Regions from separate parts of the Homo sapiens genome. Here region 1 is linked to region 2. A link is a loop called in an ENCODE intact Hi-C map of the cell type or tissue named here. Cell type or tissue: heart left ventricle. All regions are shown on one strand. Each heading gives the region's core, and the rest is flanking DNA. Links, peaks and the distances in the headings are about the cores only.

What was found. Peaks named below come from ENCODE experiments on the same cell type or tissue, not always from the same donor. Only the 100,000 strongest peaks of a DNase experiment are listed, where the experiment ranks them.
Region 1: it touches region 2 in a loop (1.9-fold over the local background); 3 of 110 quality-filtered maps call a loop at or near these places.

Annotation. Positions count from the first base shown.
Region 1 is chr5:134,234,598-134,250,460 of GRCh38, forward strand. No RefSeq gene overlaps it. Among named protein-coding and RNA genes, the nearest start is that of PPP2CA-DT, 16 kb to the left of the region's middle. RefSeq lists an enhancer at 6,112-6,161. In heart left ventricle, for the core only: a CTCF peak has its summit at 7,786; a DNase peak (open chromatin) is centred at 7,714; H3K27ac peaks cover 6,485 bases.
Region 2 is chr5:134,183,797-134,198,772 of GRCh38, forward strand. It overlaps PPP2CA (protein phosphatase 2 catalytic subunit alpha), which reads right to left. Exons shown (of 7, transcript NM_002715.4): 7 at 10,536-14,048. The coding sequence ends at 13,976. Among named protein-coding and RNA genes, the nearest start is that of SKP1, 14 kb to the left of the region's middle. In heart left ventricle, for the core only: no CTCF peak of the experiment used is centred there; no DNase peak of the experiment used is centred there; H3K27ac peaks cover 1,028 bases.

The DNA of each region.
Region 1 (15,863 bases), core at 3,220-11,219, 47 kb after region 2:
TCTAGACTCAGTGTTCTCTGTGCACATCAGGGAATATCAGTTGCCCTGTTACACTGGTTTGTCTTGCCTTTTTAAATCAAGTAAACAACACAATGTGGACAGCACTCTCTTCCTTTTAGCAACCAGTTGTAGAATAAGGAGAGCTGGGTTCAATCTCCTTATTCACCATCAATCTGAATGACTTTGAACACATCCTCTCCCATCAGTTTCCCCATCCAACAACGCAAAAATTGGTCTATATTAGAGAGTTCTCAATTTAGGATTCATGGGTAGGTTCAGCAGGGGGGTCCATCAACTCTGAAAAAATAATGTATGGAAATTTTGTGTTTTTTAATGGAAATTCTTATTGAGATTATTTATTTGTTTATTTATTTATTTATTTTTGAGACAGAGTCTCGCTCTTGTTGCCCAGGCTGGAATGCATTGGTGTGATCTTGGCTCACTGCAAACTCCGGGTTGCAAACTCACGATGCAAACTCACGGGTTGAAGCGATTCTCCCACCTCAGCCTCCCAAGTAGCCTGGATTACAGGCACCCACCACCACACCCTGCTAATTTTTTAATTTTTAGTAGAGACAGGGTTTCACCATGTTGGCCAGGCTGGTCTTGAACTCCTGACCTCAGGTGATCCACCTGCCTTGGCCTCCCAAAGTGCTGGGATTATAGGCATGAGCCACCGGGCCTGGCCAAGATTATTTTTATTTATTTATTTATTTAAGACAGAGTTTTGCTCTTGTCACCCAGGGTGGAGTGCAGTTGCACAATCTTGGCTCACTGCAACCTCTGCCTCCTGGGTTCAAGCAATTCCTCCACCTCAGCCTCCTGAGTAGCTGGGATTACAGGTGCATACCACCATGCCTGGCTAATTTTTGTATTTTTAGTAGAGACAGGGTTTCACCATCTTGTCCAGGCTTGTCTCGAACTCCTGACCTCAGGTGATCTGCCCACCTCGGCCTCCCAAAGTACTGATATTACAGGCGTGAGCCACCACACCTGGCCTTATTGAGATAATTTTAGATTCACATGCATCTATAAGAAATAATACAGAGAGATCCCAGTTTCTCAGTGGTAACATCTTGCAGTATTATAGTACCATATCACAACTTGGAAATTGATATTGATTCAATTCACCTATCTTATTCAGATTTCCCCAGTTTTACATGCACATAATTGTGTGTGTGTTAGTATGGGTATTTAGTGCTATGCAATTGGGAATTTTCTTTTGCATGTGCTTTTTTTTTTTCTGGGGAAAGTTTCTTAGCTTTCATCAGATTCTCTCAAGCATCAGAGATCCAAAAAGGGGTTTGAGTCCCAGCTCTGGGAAATCTAGAAGACCATTCCTGAACCTCCATAGCTCTCTATTTCAGCAATCAACATTTAATTAGCAATTACCCCACAGCAGGCATAGGAATGCATATGAAGGAGAGGTGGTAGAGAGGGGTGCTGAGAAAGGAGGGCAAGCCCGAAGTTGCATACTACACTGTCTACCGAGCTTATGCTCAGGGGAGACACACAGTCCAACAGGCAAACAAATTATTTATTAAACATGCACAGAAGAGGGATGGCCCTGTTGCTTGGGGAAGCTGGGAAGTATTTCCACAGAAGCTGATGGTTTAGTTACATCTTGGAGGATAATCCAGAATTTTTCAGCTGAGGAGAGAAGAATTAATTGTTAAAATCATTCCCTCCAATCAGATCTATTCTAGATGTTTTGAAGAAAACATAGGAAACCATGCCTACATTTGTTTATTGTACAATGTTAAGGTGTCAGATTCAACTCCCATGTGCTGGTGCTGAGGCCAAGAGATTTTTTCCCCCTGAGTCTGTTTTCCACTATCTTGTCCAAATTGGATACCAGAGCCTGTCTGCTTAGCTTGAGAAAGGCATTTTATCTCTGGTGCCTTGATGACATTAGAGCTTATATTTAAAGCATGAGTGATGAGAAGAGACCAAAGCTGAGACCTTGGCTCTGTCCCATCCATAGAGCTCTCTCCTCCTCTGCATCGAAGGCTCTAGAAGCCAGTCCTGCATTGTCTGGTGGGAGCCCGAGCTGGTCAGAGCCATGAGTAAAACATCTCTGCCCTCCAGTTGACTCTCCAGTCACTGGGATCTCCTATTCTCTCAAGAGCTCATCAGAAATCCTCAGGGGGGCAAGAAATAAACATTTAAAAAAAGAAAAGAAAACCTTGTGGAGGGGCCAGGCGCAGTGGCTCATGCCTGTAACCTCAGCACTTTGGGAGGCCAAGGTGAGCAGATCGCTCAAGCTCAGGAGTTTGAGACAAGCCTGAGCAACATGGCAAAACCCCGTCTCTACTAAAAATCCAAAATTTAGGCAGGCGTGGTGGTGGGCAACTGTTGTCCCAGCTACTTGGGAGGTTGAGGTGTGAGGATTGCTTGAGTCCAGCAGGTGGAGGTTGCAGTGAGCAGAGATGGCGCCACTGCACTCCAGCCTGGGCAACAGAGCAAGACTCTGTCTCAAAAAAAAAGGAAAGAAAAAAAAAGAAACCCTCAGGGGCTTGGGCACTGGGGCTCCTCCATGTCTGTCCTCTCTATATTCGCTGGTTAGCTGCCTTGTGTCGGCTCTGGCTCAGACACCCCAAGGGGGCCTCTTTCTCTGTGTGAATTTCAGGTTCCTCATCAGGCCATTCAGTTCCCAGTACTGTTCTAGGAGAAATCATCTGAGTGTAGCCATTTCTGGGTTTGGGAGACCAAGACTCTACCATTGGGTACCCTTTGAAGAACCCTCTAGAAGCCCGATTCTAGAGGGTACCATTTCTGCACCATTTCTTATCATCCGTGTCCTCATGCAAGCTGTTTATCCCCTTAAATCTTAGTATCTTCATCTGTAACATGGGGATCATAATAGTACTATCCTCATAGGATTATTTTAAGCTTTAAATTAATTTCTGTAAAATTCTTAGCATATAAGTACTCTATCTACATTAGTTATTACTAACATCTATTTTTATAATATGATTATTTTTGGTTATTAAAAAAACCTTCACGGCTGGACGTGGTGGCTCATGCCTGTAATCCCAGCACTTTGGGAGGCCTAGGTTGGCGGATCACTTGAGGTCAGGAGTTCGAGACCAGCCTGGCCAACATGGTGAAACCCCGTCTCTACTAAAAAAAATATGAAAACAACAACAACAAAAAACCTTCAACAAGAAAAAAAAATTAATCTTCACTATAGCAAATTTGTGAACTACTGCAAGTTTAAGGAAGAAACAATCATAACATCCAGAGATAAGTGCTATTATCATTTTGATGTACAGTATTCCCAGCTTAATTTTTTCTTGCTTTTTTTTTTTTTCTCTTTTTTTTTTGAGATGGAGTCTTGCTCTGTCGCCCAGGCTGGAGTGCAGTGGCGCTATCTCAGCTCGCTGCAGCCTCTGCCTCTGGGTTTCAAGTGATTCTCCTGCCTCAGGCTCCCAAGTAGCTGAGATTACAGGCACAGGCCACCATGCCTGGCTAATTTTTTTATTTTTGGTAGAAATGGGGCTTCATCATGTTGGCCAGGCTGGTGTCAAACTCCTGACCTCTAGTGATCCACCCCCCTCAGCCTCCCAAAGTGCTGGGATTACAGGTGTGAGCTACCGCTCCTGGCTGTCTTTTTGTTTTTGTTTTTTGTTTGTTTGTTTGTTTTGAGACATCGTCTTGCTCTGTCACCCAGGCTGGAGTGCAATGGCATGTTCACAGCTCACTGTAGCCTTGACCTCCTGGGCTCAAGTGATCTTCCCACCTCTGCCTCCTGAGTAGCTGGGACCACAGGCGCTTGCCGCTGCACCTGGCTAATTTTTGTATTTTTTGTAGAGATGAGGTCTCACTATGTTATCCAGGCTGGTCTCAAACTCCTGGGCTCAAGTGATCCTCCACCTCAGCCTCCCAAAATGCTAGGATTACAGATGTGAGCCACTGTGCCCAGCCCTTCCTTCCCAGCTTTTTTGGTGCATATATATACTTAGGGAAAATTAAAAACTGGGTTCATATTGTGTACTGTGTTATTCAACTGACATATTATGAGCATTTTCTCATATACTTAGATACTATTAGAAAATAATATTTTTAGAGAGTACCTAGTTTTCTAGCACATTGATATAACCCAATTTATATAACTAATCTATTAGTTTGGTATTAGATTATTTAGATTATTTCCTATATTTATATTTATAAATACTGTGGTAAATGTTCTTGTTCATAAATTTTTGTATGCATCTCTGCTTATTTCCTTAAGATAAATGCTTAGAAGTGAATTGACTGACTACACAAAATGCTATACCCTGTTTTTGTTTTTTTAATGTCAGGTATACAGAATTAGATTAACCAGAATGCTTGGTTCATGGTTCACTCTCATAACTGGCATATGGATGGCCTGGTTTTGTTAATTTAGGTGGTAAATTCATTAATAACGTAATCAGTACCTGTGAATTTATAACCCCAAACAAAAGCTAGGACCTTGACAAAACTAATATCTAACCATAGTTCCTCCTGCCCCCACTGCCCCATCTCCTTGCTCCCCACCCCAGACAATCATCCTGAATCCTGTGCTCATTTCCTTGCTTTCCTTTTTATATAGTTTTATTATACCTGTATATATTCCTTTTTTTTTTGAGACAAAGTCTCACTTTATTGTCCAGGCTGGAGTGCAATGGCATGATCTCGGCTCACTGCAACCTCTGCCTCCTGGGTTCCTGCCTCAGCCTTCCCAGTAGCCGGGATTATAGCTGTGTCCCACCACACCTGGCTAACTTGTATTTTTATTTTTATTTATTTATTTTTTTGAGACGGAGTCTCGCTCTGTCACCCAGGCTGGAGTGCAGTGGCATGATCTCAGCTCACTGCAAACTCCACCTCCCAGTTCAAGCGATTCTCCCGCCCCAGCCTCCTGAGTAGCTGGGACTACAGGCGCGCACCAACACATCTGGCTAATTTTTGTATTTTCAGTAGAGACGGGATTTCACCATATTGGCCAGGCTGGTCTTGAACTCCTGACCTCGTCATCCGCCCACCTCGGCCACCCAAAGTGCTGGGATTACAGGCATGAGCCACTGCTCCTGACAACTTTTGTATTTTTAGTAGAGACAGGGTTTCACCGTATTGCCTAGGCTGGTCTCGAACTCCTGACCTCAAGTGATCCACCCCGCCTCGGCCTCCCAAAGTGCTGAGATTACAGGCGTGAGCCACCACGCCTGGCCAATATCTGTACATATTCCTAAAGAATAGTTTTTAAATTGTTCTGAGTTTCATAAAAAAGGATATTATGTTGTATGTAATCTTTCAGGATTTATTTTATTTTTCACTTGATATTTTGCTAAAATCCGTCTGTATCATTGCATTTCACTGTAGTTCATTCATTTTGACTGATGTAAAATAATCCAATACATAAATATACCGCAGTTTATAATCTACTCTCTTACTGATGGGCAACTGCATTGTTTCTAGGATTTAGTTCTTGCGCACGCTGCTATTATGAACATTATTGTCAATGTCTCCTGTTGTACCCGTGCAAGCATTTCTCTAGAAAATCAATTGACGCTTCCCCCAGCCATGGATGAGAGAGCCTCTGGATCCATATCCTCTGGTATTGATGTTTCCATGGTTTGGGATCTATGTTGTCAAGTTGCTTTCCAGGTGGTTAGATCAGTTTGCCTCTCCTCCAGCAATGCAGGAGAATGCCCATTGCCCCAAACTCCTTCCAACACTGGGAATCTTTAAAAGATTTTTGACCATTTCATAGGAGAAAGATAACATCTCCCTGCTGTTTAACTTTGTGGTAAGGTACTGACTGTTTCAGAAGCTGAGCGAGAAGGGATTTGGTTCAGAGAATCGTTCCCAGTCTGATAATTTCAGTGATATTTCTGGAACTGATTACCCAGTGGCTCAGATGCTTTCCCATGTCCTGAAAGAGGTGACACTGTTGGAAGGAGGGAGTGAGGGGGGCCAGGATGGGAAACAAGCCCAATCACCACAGTGCAAGCTTGTCTTCTGGTCCCAGCCCCTGCCAATGTCAGATCACTTTTTCTCCTAATGAAATAGGCATTATCTCCCCCTACTCCCCACCCGAGAAAAGCCAGTATAATTCTACCCTTTGTTATTTGAATTGATAAATTTAAACCTCCTTCCCTCTCTGCAGTAAAAGAACTTTCTATTTTGGGCTCGGTGACATAGCCAACACCAAGCAGAGAGCAGCAGGCTGCAGCATGAGTTAATAGTTTTTCTTCAAGGGAGAGCGAATCCATAAGCAAACAGAAGGCCCTTCCAAACTGTGTCGTCTGCATAGCAACATGCAGCCCATTCGCCTGTCTTTATGCTGACGAATATATTTCTGAAAGGCTGAAAATTGAATACTACCTAATCTTCAGAGGAAGCTGGTGCATTAATTCTGAATTAATCAGGTTTCTTAATTCCAATCAATTTCCCTCCTCCCCACCCTGTGTACCTAACACTGGAATAGGTACTGTCAGGGAAGGGAATTCTGTTTTCAAGTGGATTTCTAGTCACCAAAGATTTAAGGAGTGCCCAAAACATTTTTCCTAAGAATATGACTTTCTCTGCTAGTCTGTTTCCATGCATGAAATCCCCCATATTGGGGTAGAATCCTGGGTCTTACAAGCCCCCAGGCATGCATAGAGGCATGTTCAGTTTTTCTTATGGGAAGTTTTCAATACTCACAAAAGTAGAGATAATAATATAATAAACACCCATTACCTATTGCTTGGCCTCAACGATTAACAATATATGGCAGTCTTGTTTTATCTATACCCCACCCCTCCCTCACCATCATTTTAAAGCAAATTTTAAAGCAAATCATGGTTATCTTCATATTTAAATACTATAAATTCTATAACAAATAAGGACTTTTTTCAATAACCACTATGTCACATATAAAACAATTAAAAATAATTCCTAATATCAACTGGTATCCAGCCAGAAATCAATTTGCCCTGACTTTCCTAAATGTCATTCTGTAATAGTTTATTCTAATCAGAAGCAAAACAATGTCATTTGTATTTGTTATATCTCTTATGTCTTTTTTAGTTTATAACATACATATGTGTGTGTGTATATATATGTGGGCATGTATATATGTGTATGTGTATTATTTTTCTTGTTGTTTTGTTTTTGTTTTTTGAGACAGGATCTCTCCCTGTTGCCCAAGCTAAAGTATAGTGGCACAATTATAGCTCACTGTAGCCTCAAATTCCTGGGCTCAAGCGATCCTCCCACCTCGGCTTCTCTAGTAGCTGGGACTACAGGCACATACTCCCATGCCCAGGTATTTTTTATTTTATTTTTTTCTGGAGACAGGATCTTACTGTGTTGTCCAGGCTGGCCTTGAACTCTTGATTTCAAGTGATCCTCCCACCTTGGCCTCCCAAAGTTCTAGAGATTACAGGCCTGAACCACTGTGCCCAGCCTTAATTTATAACAATTCTTCCTTTTTTTTTTATAGCCCTACTTTTTGGTGTTGTTGAAGATAATGGGTCTTTTAGTTATTATTGCTGTGTAACAAGCCACCCCAAACTTAGTGGCATAAAATAACAACCCATTTATTGTGTTTACAGAGTCTATGGGTCAGGAATTCAGAAAGGACCCAGTTGGGGATGGCTTCTCTCAGCTCCAAGCTGTCTAGGGACTCAGCTGGGAAGATTCAGCCTGAGGATGACTTCACAACTGGGAGCTAGAAGCAGCTGAAGTCTTGTTTACTCACGTGTCAGTGGCTGGGCCTGACGCATTCAAAAACTAGGACTGCTGACCACAGCGCCTACACATGGCCTCTCTCTGTGCCTTGGCTTTCTCACAGAATGGCAAGTTAAACTTCTTACATAGCAGCTTAGGTCTACAAATGCAAGTGTTCCAGCCACAAGGTGGATGCTGTATCACTTTCCTTTTTGAGATGGAGTCTTACTCTGTCACTCGGGCTGGAGTGCAGTGGCACCATCTCGGCTCACTGCAACCTCCGCCTCCCAGGTTCAAGTGATTCTTCTGCCTCAGCCTCCCGAGTAGCTGGGATTATAGGCATGCACCACCACGCCCAGCTAATTTTTTGTATTTTTAGTAGAGACAGGGTTTCACCATGTTGGCCAGGCTGGTCTCGAACTCCTGACCTCAGGTGATCCACCCACCTCGACCTCCCAAAGTGCTGGGATTACAGGTGTGAGCCACCGTGCCTGGCTGCTGTATCACTTTTTATAACCTAACCTCAGAAATCACAGAGTGTTAGTTTTGCTGTCTTCTGTTGGGTACAAGTCACAAGCTTCCCCAGACTCAAAGAGAGTGGAATCAGACTCTACCTTTAGAGTAGCAAAGTTCCAAAAGAGCACGTAGGGTGGGCAATATTATTGCCCCCATTGGAGATTAGGACCATCAGTTGAGCCTGCCTTTCCTCCACCAGCCAGGAAAGATGTTGCAAACAATGGAAGCCTGGTGGAAGAGAGAAAGGGTGGAGTTTGTTTGCAGGGCCATATCCTACAGTTGTACATACTGTGCCATGAACAGCCAAGGAGACGAGCTGAGATGAATCCAGCTCTACTTGCCACACCTGTGCCTTACTGTGGGACTGCATCTCCAGGATGAAGAAGCACCTTTTCTAATATGCATAGATACCATATAGGCAAGAGGAGTCCTCACATGGATGGTAAAAGGTCATTTAACCTAACTTGAAATTATTGGGTATCTATGGAACACATGCTACTTTAGAGAATACTAGGGCTTGTTTCAGCTTAAGAGGCACACACAAGTAGGCCAAGAAATATCTTAGAGTATCTCAAAAATGATGCTGGGTTGACTCAAATGTTGTTTTAAAATTGTGTAACTTTTTTTTTTTTTTTTTTTTGAGACAGAGTCTTGCTCTGTTGCCCAGGCTGGAGTGCAGTGGCATGATCTTGGCTCACTGCAACCTCCGCCTCCCAGGTTCAAGCGATTCTCCTGTCTCAGCCTCCCAAGTAGCTGGGACTACAGGTGCCTGCCATCACACCCAGCTAATTTTTGTATTTTTAGTAGAGTTGGGGTTTCAACTTTTTGGTCAGACTGGTCTCCAACTCCTGACCTCAGGTGATCCACCTGCCTCGGCCTCCCAATGTGCTGGGATTACAGGCGTAAGCCACCACGCCTGGCCCTAAAATGGTGTAATTTTTAGCACCAGGTACTTTTTATTTATTTATTTTGTTTTAGAGTTAGGGTCTCACTCCGTCACCCAGGCTGGTGTGTAGTGGCACAATCATAGCTCACTGCAGCCTTGAACTCCTGGGCTCGACTGCTCCTCCCACCTCAGGCTCCCAAGTGGCGAGGACTACAGGTGTGTGCCACCATGCCAGGCTAATTTTAAAATTTTTGTAGTGACATTGTGTTACCCAGGCTGGTCTTGAACTCCTGGGCTCAAGCAATCCTCCTTCCTCAGCCTCCCAAAGTGCTGGGATTACAGGCTTGAGCCACCATGCCTGGCTCCACCAGGTACTTTTTGATTGCATTGGTCTAGAATGTTCTAGACCTATCTTTGAAGAAGCTGAGGCACTGTATCTCAATGCCTGAGGGACTAGCCCTATCCACATATTGCCAGCCTTGGCTCGATGCAAAAAGTGGGCACAGGATTTCTAGGAAACCAGCCCAAACAGAATTAGGGGTTTTCTTTTATTCTTTGTGGTGCTTATTCCTCATTAACATAGCTTTTGCATTTTAGTTAGATCCCCAAGAAAGTACATGGTTTCATTTCTGTTTATGGGCATCAGGAAACTTTAAAAAACTACAGATAAAACGAGGTAACTTTCAAATATTTTAAAGAGCTGGAAAAGCCAGCACAGTGGCGTTCAGCTAGTAGTGCTAGCTACTGAGGAGGCTGAAACGGGGGGATCACTTGAGCCCAGGAGTTTGAGACTGTAGTGTGCAATGATTGTGCCTGTGAATAGCCACTGCATTCGAGCTTGGGCAACATAGTGAGACCTGTGTCTCTTAAAAAAAAAAAAAAAGAGCAAGATAGCAAAAGAGCAAGACAGCATCATATATCCCTGAGTTTGATAAAGGTCAGCGTGTTATAAGACAGCTCACAGAATCCAGGTGTAAATTTCTGTCAATAAGATTATTAAAAAGCTATGATCATGCTGTTAAAGCCATGCTAGTGGTCAACAGCTGGGTCGAGGAAAACGTCAAATGGCAAGGCCCAGAGCACTTAAGAAAAAAAAGAAATTATTAGGGCTCAGGTATAGAGTATTAAGTTAATCGCACTTTTCAGTTCATGGCTCATTATACTATGATCAGTCCATCCAAAGCCCCTTACTTTTCTTTTATTTTTTTTTTTAGACGGAGTTTTGCTTTTGTCGCCAAGGCTGGAGTGCAATGGTGCAAATATATACATATATATATATATATATATATATATATATATATTTTTTTTTTTTTTGGTTTGTATGTATGCATTCATGTGAAGTGTTGTCATGCCCAGGGTCAGGTTCTGGTCCATGCTGAGGTCCGAAGGCAGTGGGTGGATGGGTGGCAGATAGCTGAAAGAACACTCAGAGGGCTGCAGGCAGATGAAGTATGGTTTTATTCAGCGGCTCTCTTACACCGTCTGTCTCTGTCTTGGCTGCTTGCTCTGGCTCTGCGGCTCCTGCCGCTCCCACACACAGCTGCACAGCCAGCTCTCCCTATGGGGTCAGCAGCTTAACTCTTTCTCTCTCTGGGCACAAGTCAAGCCGAGCCCTGGCTCCCCTCTGTCCATCTACTAGATGGAGAGCTTTGGCTCTCTCTCTTTCTCTGGGTGTGTGCTGTATGCACAGTGTCAGCAAGGCAGTTGTACCTTATACGAACAATAGTGGCTCCGAGCTAGGTGATGAGCCTTCCCATGTTATGGCTACATAACTGTGATTATATTACAAATGGAGTTATGCACCGGCATGCCAATCCCACTGAGTCATGCAGGATGTTTACCTTGGTCTATCCTTGACCAAAGCACATCCATGTACCTTACAAGTGTGTTGTTTGGTTTGCATGTATTTTAATTTACATTAGTATTATTGTGTTATATATCTCATTCTGTCTTCCTTTTTTTCACTTCTCACTTTGTTTTTAAGACCTATGTATGTTAGGCCAGGCATGGTGGCTCATGCCTGTAATCCCAGCACTTTGGGAGGCTAAGGCAGCAGGATCACTTGAGCTCAGGAGTTGAAGACCAGCCTGGGCAACATGGTGAGACCCTGTCTCTACAAAAAATATAAAAGTTTGCCAGGCATGTGGTGCTTGCCTGTAGTCCCAACTACTTGGGAGGCTGAAGTGGGAGGACCAGGAAGTCGAAGCTGCAGTGAGCTGAGATCATGTCACTGCACTCCAGCCTGGGCAACAGAGTGAGATCCTGTCTTAACAAAACAAAAACAAAAACAAAAACAAACCCTATACATCTTGCTATGTAAACATCTAGTCCATGATTCTGACTGCTGCAGAGTACTCCATAGTGTGCACCCGCCACATTTGTCCTCTCTGCTTCCCCAGTACTGGGCACCCCCAAGTGCCTCCAACTTCCCACCACCAAGACAATGCTACCATAAGCAGCCACATGTGTGATTCATTTTGGGCCCATGTGGGAATCTTTAGGCAGTCTCTTGCTTATATGGTGTATTTATGTGCCTCAGAAAAGGCACCTTTTCAGCCAGGCATGGTGGCTCACACCTATAATCCCAGCACTTTGGGAGGCCGAGGTGGGTGGATCACAAGGTCAGGAGTTCGAGACCAGCCTGGCCAACATAGCGAAACCCCATCTCTACTAAAAAAAAAAATAATACAAAAATTAGCCGGGCATGGTGGTGTGCGCCTGTAGTCCCAGCTACTAGGGAGGCTGAGGCAGGAGAATCACTTGAACCCAGGAGGCGGAGGTTGCAGTGAGCCAAGATCGTGCCACTGCACTCCAGCTTGGGCAACTGAGCGAGACTTCTTCTCAAAAAAAAAAAAAAAAAAGGCACCTTTTCCTCCTGAAGGATGCAGCCCCAACAGTAAAGCTGAAGGTTCAGCAATGTGGAGCTCAGGTTGGGTTTCAGCTCCTACTCACTCCCTCAGGTGGAGCCTAGTTGAGGATATAGTCTGTAAAACTGTGGGACGTGGCCCCGCAAACAAACATCCCCTCATTCTCACTTCCACCAGGTTTCTGTTTGCAACATCTGTCCTGGTTGGTATAGGAAAGGGGAGGGTGTCAATTGACACAGAAATCTCATCATAGAATATGCGTATACTTAATTTGACCGATCAGTGCCATATTGCAAGAGCACTTTATACATGGGCAGACAACACAGTTTATGTGCGTTCCACAGGAACTGGAAAGTCAGGTATGGCTGCAGCACACTGGTGGTAGAGCAGATGTGCCTGCCTGAGGCCAAGGTACTGCACTCGCCCACTTTGTCTTGGAGATGACAGAGAAACATCTTTTCCCTTAACACTACTGTCTTCTCATGTGTAGAACACAAGCAATGTGACTGGCCTCATATACCCAGGTCAGCAGCTCTGAGTGGCTCTGCCACAAGTGGTGGAGCTCTGGTCCTGAGCCATCCTGCGTTTGCCCTTTGGTGAGCAACCTGTGCCAGACACAAATAGAGACTGACAGTTCCCACTGAAGGACACCAGGACAGGCATAGATTCAGCCATCCAGGACAGTTCTATTAAACTGGTAAGGTTTAAAACTCATCAGAAATTCTTAGAATTCTTGAATTGATCTGAATTCCATTCAGATACATTTAAGCTCTCTTAAAACAACCATGTATGGAGGTAAATGAAGCACCTAAATTATAAAGAGAGCTGTTACTCATTTTCATGCTGATGTTTTCTCATGTCAAATGAGGATAATCACAATGATAACTTCTATAAGAAGACAGAAGACACAATTCATGATGTTTTCGGAAGGAATCAATGAATTTTTCAGGTGATTTCTGAAAGAGGATCCCAGAAATCAAACAATGACTATCTTTCTTGTGCTCATGAACTTAGAATTACACCTCAGGACTTACAATAAGCCTGGGTAACAGCCCATTACGCAAGGATGTGAATCACTCTGAATACCACAGCTATGACCATTATTATGGGCAATTATAAGTAAGCAAGGAGGTGGGCTTTGTAAAACAGTATGAAGGAACAGAGGGAGAAAGGTATACACCAGTATGTGCATAAACAAACAATCAGAATCCAGAAGATATTTACTACCAAGGGGACCTAAACATAAAAACCATAATATAAGCTCGGCATGCAGAAAGATGAGCACAGGTTAAAACCTGGAGACGGCTGCTATGTGACAGGACAGACACAGGGATTCACAAATGGCCTGGATGGTTCCCCTAAGACAAAGACATCCACCATCCAGTGGTGCCTGACCTATCCTTTTTGAAGGGCTCAGCATGGCTTTATTCCCTTCTATCCCTTGCCCCAGAAATGCATCACCCCCTCAGGGTCCTAGAGCCTACCTGTTCCTGCAGTGTCTCTTGGTTAGATCCCCGTCCCTATATCCTCAGAGTCATTAACTAACTCACATCTTTGGGCTCTTGATGTTCCATTTAAAAAGGTCAGCATTGGCTTCTACTCCATGTGAATCCAGAGTCAGCATCTTTCCCTGCTGTGTCAGCCCAGGCCCTGCTCTTTTATCTTGAAGAATCGGCTCCTGTAGCTCATTGCAAGGTCTCATTTTGAGTTTGGATTCTCAGGCTACCTTTACCATCCTCCCTTCGACTTGATTCAAAGTCTAAAGTGTGCCATGTTTGTTTATTTGTGTATTTATTTATTGGATTTAAAATATCTTTCTCCTGAGAGGCTCAAAGCTCATAAAAATTTTTCAAGGAGCAGCTACTTAATAATGATTAAGAAGTTATGCTACCATATGACTAATCCAGAAATAGGCCCAAATTAAGGCAAGGAAGATTTGAGTTGGCTCCTGAGGAAGTATTTGACAAAAGAGGAAACACAAGGTTGGACTAGGCTATGGGCACAGGACTTGATGGGAACTTCATCTCATCCTGGAGTTCTTCAAGGAGACAGAGCCGGGGATCTCACATAGGCTATACTCGAGGATTGCCTGCCTGCAAGCAGGGAAAAGCCAGGGCTCCTTTTATATCGGGGAAAACTTCAGAAGGGTGGCTAGGTGTTATACTTTCAAGCTATAATTCTGTATTCTTAATGATTGAAAAGCACCTATTTCTAGAGTAATAATTAGGACTGAGAGCCTGCCTAGGATTCCAAGAGCTCAAATGACGGGACATGTCTGTCCTTCTGGGCCCTGGAGTGTGGGCCTGTTCACTGCTCATCTTCTTTTTTCTTTTTTTTGAGATGGAGTCTCCCTGTGTCACTCAGGCTGGAACGCAGTGGTGCGATCTCGGCTCACTGCAACCTCTGCCTCCCGGGTTCAAGTGATTCTCCTGCCTCAGCCTCCTGAGTAGCTGGGACTACAGATGCGTGCCACCACACCTGGCGAATTTTTTGTATTTTTAGTAGAGATGAGGTTTCACCGTGTTAGCCAGGATGGTCTCAGTCTCCTGACCTCATGATCTGCCTGCCTCAGTCTCCCAAAGTTCTGGGATTACAAGCATGAGCCACTGCACCCAGCCTCTTAGCCACTTTTATAGGGCCAAGGGAAGTGGAATCTTAAGTGCTAATGTCCATTTAGTTGAAAAAAACTTCCAAATAATCAAATCTTACCTGTTATATCCAAGCCACACTTGCCAGTTATCCATTCCCAACTACTATACAAGGTTTCTACTAAAGAAAACTTTCCAGAAGTATTGAACAATGCAAACAGAGAAGATCTGACATTTCTTTTTTTTTTTTTTTGAGATGGAGTTTCGCTCTTGTTGCCCAGGCTGGAGTGCAATGGCGTGATCTCGGCTCACTGCAACCTCTGCCTCCCAGGTTCAAGCGATTCTCCTGCCTCAGCCTCCTGAGTAGCTGAGATTACAGGCATGCATCACCATGCCTGGCTAATTTTTGCATTATAGTAGAGACGGGGTTTCTCCATGTTGGTCAGGCTGGTCTCGAACTCCCGACCTCAGGTGATCCTCCCACCTCGGCCTCCCAAAGTGTTGGAATTATAGGCGTGAGCCACCACGCCCGGCCATGAAGATCTGACATCTCTAGAATTCCCACAAGCTGCTCAGACTGCGCAGGTGAATGGGCCAGCCCCAACAACCAGCAGTGCTCCATCCCTTCTCAGCTGGGGCCTGAGAACACGTGAGTGAGAAAGTTTCGCCCTGTTGCCTCAGCCGAAAGCTAGGGAATCCTAGCTCACATATCAGGTTCCTTAAGCAATGATGAATCTTCTTCACTTCCTCCTTTATTTCCTTACCAAGAGAGTAGTTCCCAGTTTCAGTGTGGAGGCCAGAAAGGACAAGATGACATCACCCTTCCCCCACAGCAATTGGCTCGGTCATTTTAGCAGGTTGCTTAAGAGATAAGTCACCCTCTCTACACTTCTTTTTGAAAGCCAAAACTAGAGATTATAGTTCTCAATATAGGGCAGCTGTTAACCTATCCCTTGATTCCTATCAGCCTAAGATCCTCAAAATAGGCCCCCAAGGAATGTCTCTAGGACTTGGGTGGAGGCAGAGAGTTGTCTCATATACTGAACTGTTGAGGAGACCTGGCTTCTAGTCTGAGCCTCGGTGCATAACTATGACCTTGAGCAAGTTCCTGCACACTCAGAGCCTTTGGATCACCTTTAAAATAATGCTATGATCTTTCTCAACAATAACATTTTCTTTCTTTTTTAATTTTACTTATGTATTTATTTATTTTTTTGATACAGAGTCTCACTCTGTCGTGCAGGCTGGAGTGCAGTGGTGCAATCTTGGCTCACTGCAACCTCCGCTTCCTGGGTTCAAGCGATTATCCTGCCTCAGCCTCCCGAG
Region 2 (14,976 bases), core at 6,752-14,751:
TTCAGGAACCCCAGACTGCCTTGGGTCTAGGGTAGGTTGGAGAGTCTTGGCAAGCCAAAGTGGGCCTACCCATGAAGGAGGGACTGAACAGTAATCCTGCCCAAATCAGCAAGCCCATAAGCATAGCCACTAACATTCCTGGAGCATGGGCCTGCCAGATTACCGAGCTAAGCTCTTTCTTTATAATGTTTTAATCTCACAGCAACCCTAGGAGGTGGTTACTATTATAATCTGCATTTTACAGGAGAGATGCCAAGGCTGAGATGGGTTAAGTAATCAGCCCCAGGCCATAGAGCAGGAAAATGGGGAGGTGGGATTTGAACCTAGGTCTGGCTAACTCACCACAGATGAGTCTGACTTCACGGAAGAGCATGAGCTACACCCACCTCTCTCCAAGGAGAGAAGACCATAGGAGTGCACAGTGCCCCCCATGTGCTCAGAGTTGCCATGCTGGGCCCAAGCTAAGGCAGTGACAGGGACGGGATTGCTCTAGAGTCCGTCTGGTCCAGGTCAACCCCCAAGAACTACCAGTACTGACTGGCTCTGACCAACAGATGGCACCAGAGAGCCAGGTGGCTGTCCCAAGGGTGCATCTTCACTGAGCCTGCCCTCTTCCAGGCTTGCCCTCTGGCCCCTCCAAAGGTTGCCCTCTCTCCCCTCCAGGACGCAGACTCCTGTCCAGAAACCCAGTCTGGCCACCAGAGGCTGAATGCCAGTGCAACTTAATCCCATGTCCACAGCGTGACCATGGAAGTAGCCCCCAGCCATCTGGGTCACAGTGTCCCTCTGTGAAATGTAGAGTTTGACAGAGACCTGTGAAATGCAGGACCTGGTAGCAGGGCCAGAAAGACTCAGTTAGGAGCAGAGCAGTGCAGTACAATGCAGCGAGGACTCCTTCACAGATGAGAAAACAATGACAGGCATCACCTATCATCACCGGCTAAGTCTCCCTACCCCTCTGCCCAGAGGACCCCAGCACCAATATGTCGTCTGGAGCCAGCACACTGGGGCAAAGACTACCAGAGAGAAATTGCAATTTAAAAACTCTGCAAAGCCCAGCCAGTCAGCCACCCATGGAGCTCCAGGCAGGCCGACTTGCTGAACATCCCAGGAGCTAGACTGGGATCATCAGTGAGGTAGTCAAGTATGACGTGGGTATGTCTTGCAAGCCAAGTGCCTGACTGTTAACTGCGCAGTCAGGAAGGCCTGTCTGCCAAGGGACTACTGAGTGGCAGGGATTTCTCCAGGAAAATCTCTGAGTCTAGGCCCAGCAAGCTGCTGATATAGACCATGCCAGTCAGTCATTCAGTGAATATTTGTTTACCACCCTCTCCCCATCATGTTGCAGACAGTGGTAAAGAAGAGAAGGATTTTTGCCTTCAGGGAGCTTACCATCTAGTGGGTTCAATGTGATAAGCACAAATAAGAGAATGTTAGGTGGATAAATACTGAGAAGAAAACAAAGTGGGGTTATAAAGGGAGAAGAGGGCAATACATTTAAGCAGAAACCTGCATAAGAAGGCCCCAGCCACAGAAAGAGATGGAAAAAGTGTCTCTAAAAATGAGTTTGGTATGTCCCAGGAACAGTATGGCTAATATGGTTAGAGATTAATGAATGGGGGGAGAGTGAAAACAGATGAGGGCAGAAGAGCAGGTAAGGACCAAATCATGAAAAGCTCTGTGAAGAAAGTGGAATTTCATCCCATTTTCTTTTCTTTTTTTTTTTTTTTTTTAAGATGGAGTCTCATTCTCTTGCCCAGGCTGGAGTGCAGTGGTGTCTCGGCTCACTGCAACCTCTGGCTCCGGGGTTCAAGCGATTCTTCTGCCTCAGCCTCCTGAGTAGCTGGGATTACAGGCGCCCACCACCATGCCCGGCTAATTTTTGTATTTTTAGTAGAGACGGGGTTTCACCATGTTGGCCAGGCTGGTCTCGAACTCCTGACCTCAAGTGATCCACCCACCTCAGCCTCCCAAAGTGCTAGGATTACAGGCGTGATTACAGCCGCTGGCCACTTCATCCCATTTTCATTAAGTAGCCTCAGGTGATGGAAGGTAAGCAGCATGTGGCAGGATCCGCTTTACAGTATAGAAAGAGCGCTCTTGTGATTGTGTGAGTGGATTGTAGTGGGTGGAAGAAGAGAAGCCGCAAGACCTTTCAGAAGGCTTGGACCAGGACAGGGTTATTAGAGATAAAAGAGAAAGATGTATTTGGAGGTGTAGCTAATGAACCACATGTGGAGGATGAGAGAAACAGGTGTCAAGGATAACTGCATGAATGGTGGTACTATTCATGGTGGTACTAAGATAGGAAACACCAGGATTTGGGGTGGAAGGTGTTTGGGAGATCAGGAATTGTTTGAGATGCACGTTAGACATCTGAGTCATGTCAAGTAGGCAGTTGAATACTTAACAGGAGTGCAGGGGAGAAGTTGGGCTAAGGATACAAACTGGGACTCTTCAGCATATAGACAGGGCTAGATGAGATCACCTGGAAGAGGAGAGAAAAAGTCGTGTGAGTACTAAGCCTTGGGTCATTTCCATATTTAGAGGATGGGAAGAACTGGCAAAGGAGTCTGGAAAGCAGCAGTCAAAAAGGCAGGAGGGGCTAGGCGCCGTGGCTCATGCCTACTTTGGGAGGCCGAGGCAGGAGGATCGCTTGAGCTCTAGAGTTCACGACCAGCCTGGGCAACATTGTGAGATCCAGTCTCTATAAAAAATTTAAAAATTAGCTGGGCATGGTCACACACGCCTATAGTCCCAGCTACTCTGGAGGCTGAAGTGGGAAGATCGCCCGAGTCTGGGAGGTTGAGGTTGCAGTGAGATAAAATCATGCCTCTACACTCCAGCCTGGAAGAATCCTTCTCAAAAAAAAAAAAAAAAAAAAAAGTAGGAGGAAAACAAGCAAATGTAGTGTAATGGTAGACAAGGAAAGAAACTATATCTGGGAAATTGTTTTGGTCAATCATTTCAAATGCTAAAAACAAAATTAAAGTCAGAAAAAACATCTACTATACTTGGCAATGGGAAAATCACCTTGATAAAGCTGTAATTTCAGTGGGGTGGTGTGTTGAGAAAAGTGTGATATGAGAAGGTGGACAGAGGACACAGTTCTTTCAAAGAGCTTTGCTAAGAGCAGTATAGAAAAAGGGCAGGCACTTAAAGGGACTGTGAAGTCAAAGGAGTCTGTTTTTAGGATTGAAGATACAGAGCCATGTTGTATGCTGATAGGAATAATCCAATTGAGGAGGCCAAGGATAGAGGTACAGCTGCAGAAAGATTGCTGGATGTTGGCTGGGAGGGGTGGCTCACACCTGTAATCCCAGCACTTTGGGAGATTGAGGCGGGCAGATCACCTGAGGTCAGGAGTTTGAGACCAGCCTGGCCAATATGGTGAAAACACGTCTCTACTAAAAATACAAAAAATTAGCCGGGCGTGGTGGCGCACGCCTGTAGTCCCAGCTATTCAGGAGGCTGAGGCAGGAGAATCACTCAAACCCAGGAGGCGGAGGTTGCAGTGAGCCAAGATCATGCCACTACACTCGAGCATGGCAACAAGTGTGAAACTCCGTCTCAAAAAAAAAAAAAGATTGCTGAATGTGATGGCAGGAAGAAGAGAGACACTATCGACTGTGCCCTGAAGTATTAATATTGGCGAGGTTATAAGTGTTATAGAGTACAGAGAGGAGGTGGCAATTTGAGAAGAGACCGTGTTAATCAGTCCTTTTGAAGCCCAAGAATCTAAGGAAGTGTAGAGGACTATCCAGCAGTAACTGGTCCATCTGACATTTGTGTGAGTCCCACCAGTACAGCTGTGTCCATTCCTCTAGCCACATCCTGCCACTCAGCTGTAGGCAGCAGGCTCTGGTCAGAACAGCACAGCCTGGACTACAGCAGTCTCTCAAACAGCAGCTTCCCCACCGCTGCCCCAGATGGCGGAAATTTCTAGGAATGTTATCAGGTCATGGTCAGTGCTTTTCTACAAACTACACTTCCGCATTCTCTTTCAAAACAAGTGATTTTTCACCTTGTGATAAACAGCATCTAATGCAGATTGGTGAGAAGGAATAGCTCCTTCTCATCCTTTAGGTCTCAGCTCAGTGTCACCTCCTCAGAGACCACCAGCCTAAATAGTACGTTAAATTTACATTAAAACTTATTTTAAAAATTTAACAGCCATCACATCAAGACATACGATTGCCATCAGCCAAAAAAATTGTCAAAATTCACAAACTTGAGTTGGGCAGTAAGCAATGTGCACAACAGTATGTGGAAGTTTTGGCTAGAAGGGTACCTCCTTTTACCCTCTGGCCTCCTGTCTTGCTTTTTCTTCATAGTACATTATTCCTATTGGAGTTTTATATTTGTCTCTCTTGGGTGTTCACTGCACAAGGGCACTTTGTCTTGTACACCGCTTGTGCCTAATGCCTGGCACATAACAGGTGCACAGTAAGTAGCTGCTGAATACCACTCAGCTCAGCTGGTGCCTGGTGGTGGCTTACTTACCCAGTGGAAGTTACTCAAATACCATGGCAACATCTCTTCTTGCCCACTTCACTTGCTGTGCTCTCCCAGATGGCAGCAGCCCCTTACTACATACACCCTGGCTAAGACCTAAGCCCTCTTGCTAGAACCTCTCACCCCTCAACACACACCCACCTTGCTTCACCCCTTTCTTCCTATTCTAATAAATTTAACCCTCTGTTCTCCTTCTTAGATCTTTGCCTTCCTGTCCTTTGCCTTGAGACTTAAGAAGCCTTGGAGTCCTCACAAACGAGAGCATGTAGCACAAACCTTGGAACCTTGGGAGCTGGGGGTCTCAGTTATAGACTTAATGCAAAGACTGGTTCCTGTGGATGCATGACTGCAAGCCAGGCAGCAGGTAGTCTTAGAGCTCAGGTCTGAGTAAATTCGCCCAGTTACCACTTCCCCACCCCCAAGATCCCAGCTGAGAGCCAAAGCAGAGCCTGGATTTTGTCTGGTTGATAAGGGTGGGAAAGGCACAGAACCCACATTGGGGGTGACCAACTGTTCTGGTTTCAAAGCTCTACTGGCTGGGGCAGTGGCTCACGCCTGTAATCCCAGCACTTTGGGAGGCATAGGCGGGTGGATCACCTGAGGTCAGGAGTTTGAGACCAGCCTGGCTAATATGGTGAAACCCCATTTCTTCTAAAAATACAAAAAATTAGCCAGGTGTGGTGGCGTACACTTGTAATCCCAGCTACTTGGGAGGCTGAGGCAGGAGAATCACTTGAACCTAGGAGGTAGAGGTTGCAGTGAGCCGAGATTGTGTCATTGCACTCCAGCTTGGGCAACAAGAATGAAACTCCATCTCAAAAAAAAAAAAAAAAAAAGAAGAAGAAGAAGAAGAAAGCAAGATCTGCTTCCTGGAAAACCTTCAAGTTCTAAGCAACCAGGTCAACTGGTCACCCTATATTGGAGCTGTGCCCAACCGTGGCCACACATTAACAAGCTGGTGAGTTTACTTAGTTTTGCCTCCATGTTTAACTACTTCAGGAACCCATCATACTTCCACCAACTCACTACTGTTACTTTAAAAATAAAAGCTCACACTGGTTAATACCAAAGATGCTAAATGAAAATATGCTATGTGCGGAATGGTGTCTGTTACCATTTGTTTTAAAAGGGCGAGGAGTATTGCTCCCAGAGAAACAATTTAATACACATCATCATGAAGGAAGACTAGAGCACAACCACCCTACACACAGCAGACTTGCTGATATGACTGTGAAAACATCCACAACCATTAGTAGTAACCACCTCAGACCAATAAGGCTGGAGGGGAAACTTTTTTTGTATTCATCTCTATTGCTTTACTACAAGCATGTATTTTATATTAATACGAGTAGAAAAGATCCATTTTTTAAAAAGAATGTGCACTCATACAGATTAGAGATGGGCATTGTTCATAGGGTCAAGTCCTCCGTATCAGAATTTGTTAACTGGCCATCAGGACACCAGACAAGAAAGTAAGTTGGTCTTGGCTTCTGGCTCCTCTCAGATTAGAAGGTAAGGGTCTTCAGAAGGAGGGGAAGATGGTCAGGTGATGACAGGCTAGCATGAGATTTCATTCATTACTACAACTGTCAGCCTAAAGAGCTGACTAGTTTCCAGTAGTCTTGTACAGAATCCCAGAAGTTTATAAAAGAGTCTAAAAAACTCAGGTCATTCAAGAAAACCCACAATTCAGTTGGGAATTCAGATAAAAAATGGAGGAATTATGCCACTTAGATGAATTTTTAAAAGTTAGGGATGGGGTGCTCCACTCCATATATACTTTCTGGTTTTCCTTTAGTATTTGTTAATGCGGGTCCACTGTGAAAATTCTTTTATCTTCAAGAGCAATTGTTAGGCTGTGGTGGTTCAGCTGAACCTCACCTAACTCCCCTTCAAACTCTGGCTCAAATAAATGCCCTTGAGACACAAAGGTTAGTCCATGAACTCTTTTTTTTTTTTTTTTTTTTGAGACGAGTCTCACTGTGTCACCCAGGCTGGAGTGCAGTGGTGCGATCTCAGCTCACTGCAACCTCCACCTCCCGGGTTCAAGCAATTCTCTGCCTCAGCCTCCCGAGTGGCTGGGATTACAGGTGCCCGCCACCACACCTGGCTAATTTTTTTTTTTTTTAATTTTTAGTAGAGGTGGGGTTTCACCATCTTGGCCAGGCTGGTCTTGAACTCCTGACCTTGTGATCCACCCGCCTCAGCCTCCCAAAGTGCTGGGATTACAGGCGTGAGCCACTGTGCCCGGCAGTCCATGAACTCTTGAGAATGCTGTAACCAGGCTACCTGACTTGGGCCAACACTCAAAAGGCCCAGCATGCAAGCCTTCCTCACCACACACTCCCCAAAGGGCCCATCACACACCTAGCTTCCTGAATGGGGCTAAGCGACACATCTAAACCCTAAAGCTGTGTAGGCTATTGCCCACCCTTCAAACACCACTAATAAGAATTTCAGCAAAGGCAAGAGAAACCTAATGCTTCCTGAAAATCAGGAACTCTGCGATCAGAATGCCTGAATAGCAGAACCTTCTCTGCTCTTCTCAACAGAGTTGAGAAAACTCAATAATTCATGTAACATGCTTGGCACATGGAAATGCTCAGTGCTAGACAATATTCACTATAAGCTAATTCTGTCATTTCAAAGATTGAACATTCAGTAGCTACTACTGTCCTAAGTCATTGTGAATTCAACTCAACCCTTCACAGCAATTATTTCAGCACTGAGTGCACTGGAAACCCAAGCTGGTTCAGGATATGTCAGCTATTGCCTTTTCAAGACTGCAACGTCAAATTGATGTATTTCAGAAGCCATGAATCACTTACTCTATACTCTTTTAACATACCAAATGCTGTAGGCCATCTGCCACTCAGGTAGATAGCAGAAATGTCCAACTGCTGCCAAAAGGTGGTTTAAGCAAATACATTTTGAAAATCCAAAAGATGTCTACTCATATTCCCAGCCCTACTTTAAAAATCCTGGCTTCTCATTTCTAGAGTATGGTTATTTTTCCTAGGATCTGTGGTGAAACTAGAAAAACCCAAAGACCAACAAAGCTATCACAATACCCTAAAGAAATCCAGAGCCAAGACTAAAATTAAGGGCAAAACCTGGTGCGGTGGCAACAGGCCAAGAGGCCATACCAGGTCGGACATCACCTGGATCCTTCCAGAGGCCATGAGAGCCATACTGCCATCCCAAAAATCTTGACTCATATTTAAATTGCCTACATCCCTTTACCCTACAACCAGTTTCAGTGCAGCTCTGAGGAGGAGCAGTGGGCTAAGCCTTGGGTTTGTCTTTGCATCCTAATTTTAGTCATAGATCAATGAAAAGATGAAACTTAAAATGGTAGTTTTATACATTTCAACCAAGGTAGAGATGAATGTGGTTTTGGAAAACAAAGGATGTTCAAGACCAAATACATTATACAGTTTCTCCTCCCGCTCCTCTGCCTGCTGCATGCAATACATACTCAAGACCTTCACTGCAAAGGGACTTACATTGCAAGTTGGACTCAACAGCAGGAGTACATTCTGCAGATTTTACATCTGGTATATTTCACCACACCATGTAACCTACTTTCTGATATGTTTGGATATACCTGACCTTAAAGCTCCCCTTTGACCAGGCCTGCCAAACCCAATTACTAGCTCTTGCTCCTATCCCCAGGTTCCAATGCCATACTCAGAGCAGTTCTAGAACTGCAAAAAGCCTAATGATTAGTCTCCTTGCAGATCAGAAGGTATGCTAAGCCTTGAGGTAGAGGCACTCAACAGCTTTGGGCATTTCTAATAGCTTTAATTAGACATTCCATTGTGGTCTTCCATAGTGTTCTATGGAGCAAGCACTCTTAACTTCCTATCACGATTCTGGCCTTTGACTTCCACCATCAGTAATCTTGCTTGCTGGTGGCTACAGCCTACCACTGCACTAAGGAAGAACAGCTAAATTATTTCTTGGAAGAAAGCTTTTAAAAATATATTTTTTCGAGACAAGAGTCTCGCAGTCTGGAGTGCAATGGCGCGATCTCAGCTCACTGCAACCTCTGCTTCCCGGTTTCAAGCGATTTAGTCTCACCCTCCCAACTAGCTGGTACTACAGGTAAGTGCCATCACACCCAGCTAGTTGTTTTTTTAGTGGAGACAGGATTTCACCATGTTGGCCAGGCTCATCTTCAACTCCAGGCTCAAGTGATCCACCCACCTCGGACTCCCAAAGTGATAGGATTACAGGCGGGAGCCACTGTGCCCAGCAGGAAGAACACATTAAAGTCCTTCCCACTAACAACACTGAATGGTTGAGAAGATTGTACACCATGGCTGAGGCTATCTCAAAATAGATTCCGAAGGGACCCAAGTAGTAAAATAAGAGCAGTGGTTTGCAGCATTAGCAGCATCGTACGCAGAGTAGACAAAATCCTGGCTACTTCTCACAAGCCTGTTGAGGATACAAACTAGTCATCCCTCAGTAATCTTGGGAGACTGGATCCAGGACACCTCCCTTGGATAGTCAAGTCTGGAAGTCAGTCCCCTTTACCAGTGGGTTCTGCATTCAAGAATACTGCATTTTTTGGCCAGGCGCGGTGGCTCATGCCTGTAATCCCAGCACTTTGGGAGGCTGAGGCAGGTGGATCGCCTGAGGTTGGGAGTTTCATACCACCCTGGCCAACATGGTGAAACCGTCTCTACTAAAAATACAAAATTAACTGGGCGTAGTGAGCCACGCCTGTAATCCCAGCTACTTGGGAAGCTGAGGCAGGAGACTTGCTTGAACTCGGGAGGCACAGGTTGCAGTGAGCCAAGATCGTGCCACTGCACCCCAACCCGGGTGACAGAGAGAGACTCCGTCTCAGGGGGAAAAAAAAAAGAACACTGCATTTTCAATCCCAGGTTGGTTGACTCCATTGACTCATTTGATGCAAACTCTGTGGATACTGATGGCTGGCTATACTTTAAATTATGGATTACTCATAATACCTAAACAATGAAATTGCTATGTATATAGTTATACTGTGTTTTTTTTTTTTAGACAGAGTCTTGCTCTGTTGCCCAGGCTGAAGTGCAGTGGCTCTATCTTGGCTCACTGCAACCTCCACCTCCCAGATTCAAGTGATTCTCCTGCCTCAGCCTCCTGAGTAGCTGGGATTACAGGCACACGCCACCATGCCCAGCTAATTCTTATAGTTTTAGTAGAGACGGGGTTTCACCATGTTGGCCAGGCTGGTCTTGAACTCCTGACCTCCGGTGATCCCCCCACCCCTGCCTCCGCCTCCTAAAGTGCCGGGATTATGGGCATGAGCCACTGCTCCTGGCCACTGTATTGGTTTTTATTGGTTCCTTTTCCCAAAAATATTTTCAGTCCATGGTTGGCTGAATTCTCAGATGTGGAACCCTTGACTATGGAGGGCCGACTGCACTTAATTAAATTCAACCTCAGACATGAGGGTTTGTGCTTTTCCTTAAAAAACAAAAAAGTGTGACTTTTTCCAGCATTCACTCATTAGCTATAATTATTTCCTCTTTCACTCTTGGGAATGAGGAATTCTGGTCCAGGCATGACAGCAAATACAAAACAAACTGGGGTCTGTTGCCTATATCACTTACTTGGTTACCACTGATCTTTGTATGTTCAACTTTTAAACAATTCAAACACAGTCCACATTTTTCTTTCCTCAAATTTATATACCAGCTGATAAAAATACATTTCAATCTATTTACAGGACAGCACTGCCTACAAGCCAACAATGCTGTGTTAGCAACATCCCATTTTTTTCTAGACAGTAGTACTTGTGCAATTAAATATATATAATAAAAAGTAGAAATAAAATGTACTTATATTCCTAAAACATAAAGCTTTAAATGTAATTGGAAAAAATATAGAAATCACCAGGCATGCCCAAAATAATACATCTACAACCTTCATAAGGCTATTTGCTAAAACAGATGTATACTTGTGAAGGGAAAAAAATCTAAATTAAAAAAGTTTATGAAGACTAGAAATATGTCAAAACAATGTGTGAGGACGAAGGCTTTAATGCAAAATAGCTTTAGCTCACAGAACCAAAATCCATCTGAAAACAAACAAGCCTATTACCAAACTATAGGTTACTAAACTATAGGCCCATTTCTAAGAACACATTTATGGTTGGAAGCAAAGGAATATTTATACTAAACAGGTAAAAGTCACCACTGAAACAGAGAGTCGCACGGTACATTTTAATTCCTTATCAACATCCATGAACCACCACCATGTATCCCAATTTTCTTAAGTATGTACTTAGGAAACAGCAGTGAGGTGTTTTTGTTTTTTGAGATGGAGTTTTGCTCTTTTTGCCCAGGCTGGAGTGCAATGGCACGATCTGGGCTCACTGTAACCTCCTCCTCCTGAGTTCAAGTGATTCTCCTGCCTCAGCCTCCCAAGTAGCTGGGATTACAGGCTCCTGCCACCACACCGGTCAGTTTTGTATTTTTAATAGAGATGGGGTTTCACCACGCTGGCCAGGCTGGTCTCGATCTCCTGACATCAGGTGATCCACCCACCCCGGCCTCCCCAAGTGCTGGGATTACAGGCATGAGCCACCGCGCCTGGCTGTTTTTAACCCTAGATGTAAATTAGAATCACTTGGGAAACTTAAAAAATGTATGCCTGGGCCCTCCTCCAGCAATTTAAATCAGAATCTCTGTAGGCATCAAAGCTGAGAACCACAGAAATAACTATCCTTTTCCTGAGCTAAGTCCTTCTTGAAACTAATCTAATATTGACAAACTTCTATTTAAGAAATACCGACTACAACCAACAAATGTTTAATATGCAGCAAATGAAAAAATCATGTCTAGGATACTCAACCCAAGACATGAGCACATCATGTACAAATTCATTGTAAACTTACAAAATAAGTTTCAAAATTTCTGCAAGCCCTCACTATACAAACTCAGAATCCTCTTTATTTTTGAGACAGGGTCTGGCTCTGTCACCCAGACTGGAGTACAGTGGCACAATCTCAGCCCACTGCAACCTCCATCTCCTGGGCTCAGGCGATCCTCTCACCTCAGCCTCCCAAGTAGCTGGGACTATGGTATGCCACCAAGCCCGGCTGATTTTCATATTTTTTGTAGAGATGGGGTTTTGCCATGTTGGCCAGGCTGCTCTTCAACTCCTGACCTCAAGGGATCCACCCACCCTGGTCTCCCAAAGTGCTGGGATTACAGGCATGAGCCACTGTGCCAGGCCTGTTCTTAGGGAAAGCTTTTTAGGTTTATTAATGAAAATCCTAATGTTACTAATTGAGACATCAGTTAACACCCAACTTAGTGATTCCCATCCAACCATAATTATGTATTTTTCAAGAAAATACATAATTTACTAACACATTTTCCTTACCATAGCCATTTTCAAAAGAAGGTAGGGTACTAACACTTTCCAGTTTAGATGGCCAAAGCCCGGTCAGTCTCTATAATTAAACAATTATTTTAAACCCTAGTTATGCTAAAACCAAGCTATTCTTATCACAAGTCCCATTCTGCTAACCACAAAATTTAGAGAATTTGTACCTGGAAGATACCACCACGTGTCAATTACAATATACGTATTCCTTGGTCAATTCTGATATCACAGGACCGGAAAAAATAGCTGCTTGGTGTCTAGATTGTTTGGGTATTAAAACCACTGCACATGGATAAGCTATTTGTTCAGTCGGAGAGAAAGGGCATAGAGTGACAGAGCAACAAAAAGACACACAGAGAATGTATTTCTTGTGAAAGAAAAGAATGAAATGAAATGAAATGTAGAAACCCTAATGGCCTTTTGCTTTGGAAAATTAACTCCACAAGCCACTAAAAATACTATCAATTAGATCAGAAAAGACATTCGGTATGTATGTGTTCCTCAAGCATTTTAGAAAGGGGATATGCTATAACTTCCCTGTTGGTTCCAGATTCAACACAGCACAAAGCAAGAAAACTTTTATTTACTACACTCACAAGTATGATTAAGTGTTCCTGTTTACTCTGGTAGGTTAAAATATCAAATATTAGTTCCCACAGAAGAACTTTTTTTTAAACATCTAATCCTATTCGAAGGATAAAAGGGGAAAAACTCATTAAATGTTGAACACTGCCACTTTAAGTACCATTTTTGTCTTCGGGTGAATGTACATAAGACTAAATCATGATCCAACAATAGTTTTCTATTTGGTTTCACTAGTATCACTCAAAGAACTTGACACAGGCTAATGCTTTAACACTTTCTTATCTGAGACAAATTTAACTCTAAGAACATATGACTCAACAATGTACAAAGATTTAAGAATTTGCCAATCTGTCAATCATTTTAAAGAGTCCATATAATATACACATAGCAATATAATATTCATAACCAGAAACTGCACTAAGTAAACACATCATTTAGTTTAAGCTCTACCTGAAAACATGCTGTTTTATTAAAACAAAACCCAAAGACTTAAATCTCAAGTTATATGGTTTTACAATTAAGTCTTACTGAAGCAGCACAGATTTCCTTTCTTACAAACAAGTTAATATGCAGGAAGAACCCACAAAGTGCACACCAACAATGTGACAAATTGTAATATGTGAAATACAAATAAATCCTGAAGTTAATCTGAAGAATGTCAAGGAGTTACCAGAGAGGTTATGTAGTGCCCTTGATTTTTATTTTACCTACAAGTCTACAAATTCTAAAATTTACTCAATTGATTTAACTTTTTTAATAAACAGCACCAGTCTTGCCCATTGATACAATTAAAATTTGACCTTCTCAGTTCTTAGTTCACAAGTTTATTATGAAAAACACTGCAGTGCTCTTGTGCAGTCACATCGTCTTACAGGAAGGGGAAAAAACAGTTCTGTTCAAAACAACTCACCAGGTTCTGACAATAACAAAGAACAACATGGGGCTGAGATTTGAGTAGGGAATAAACTGAGTGCAGACAAATCATATAATTAAATTAAACGGTATCCCTGAAAATAAAAAGAACAATTTCAAAACTCACAAGTAGAAGGGAGGCCTTGGTAATTATTTTTAAAAATGTTCATTAAGCTCCAATGATTGTTTGCTGCTATCCTTATCTACAGTCATGCTGAGTAAAGCTATAGCTAAATGGAAGTTAAATTGTATTCACGAGGTGTTAATGTTTACATCTTATTATCTGCAGTCTCTCAGAGAAAGCAAAAGTAACTACAAATAGCGCTATGCCAGAAACTGGTTTCTTGACCAACAATGTCGCTTCAGCATGCAATGAACTGGTTCATTCTAAAGTGGTCACGGCTGTTGATGACAAGAGGCTTTGTATTTTTATATGGCACATCTTTTGGTCCATGTGAAAACAAGTTTTTTGAATGTTAACTATTTTCTGACACTTTGGAGTTACTGTTGCTCTTCCCATTTCCATTAGGTCGATATATGGTTCATGGCAATACTGTACAAGTTTAAAATTTCATTACAGGAAGTAGTCTGGGGTACGACGAGTAACATGTGGCTCGCCTCTACGAGGTGCTGGGTCAAACTGCAAGCTGAAAAACAAGACCGATTCATGGTTTATGTTCCACGACCTCCATGTAGTGACAATCAAGATCAAGAACATGAGTCTTCCAAACTTTACACTTCCTATTCAATTTTGGCTTGTCTTAATGTAACAGAACCTTAATGATAATGGTCTGTTAACTGTACTCCCCTTGAAAGAGTCAAGGCAACTTCAGCCACAGAGACTATGCTTTTATAAAAACATGGTTTTTACCTTGACTGAAATTTCAAACAAAACAAAACAAAACATGGTTGGCCGGGCGCAGTGGCTCACGCCTGTAATCCCAGCACTTTGGGAGGCTGAGGCGGGCGGATCACGAGGTCAGGAGATCAAGACCATCCTGGCTACCACGGTGAAACCCCATATCTACTAAAAAAATACAAAAAAATTAGCCGGGCGTGGTGGCAGACGCCTGTAATCCCAGCTACTCGGGAGGCTGAGGCAGGAGAATGGTGTGAACCCGGGAGGCAGAGCTTGCAGTCAGCCAAGATCGCACCACTGCACTCCAGCCTGGGTGACAGAGTGAGACTCCGTCTCAAAAAACAAACAAACAACAAAAAAACACAAAACATGGTTTTAAAAGTGAAAAACCTAGTAATTCATACGAAGATCTATATATAATAAGTTCCTGTTGGTGTGTTTCAATGTAGATCCATTAAAAAAAAAACAAAACTTAAAAATAAAAGTTGGAATCTGACATAGCATAATCCCTTAATAAACACTTTTTTGAGACGAAGTCTCGCTCTGTTGCCCAGGCTGGAACGCAGTGGCGCGATCTTGGCTCACTGCAACCTCTGCCTCCCGGATTCATGCCATTCTCCTGCCTCAGCCTCCTGAGTAGCTGGGATTACAGGCAGGCGCCACCATGCTGGGCTAATTTTTGTATTTTTAGTAGAGAAGGGGTTTCACCATGTTGG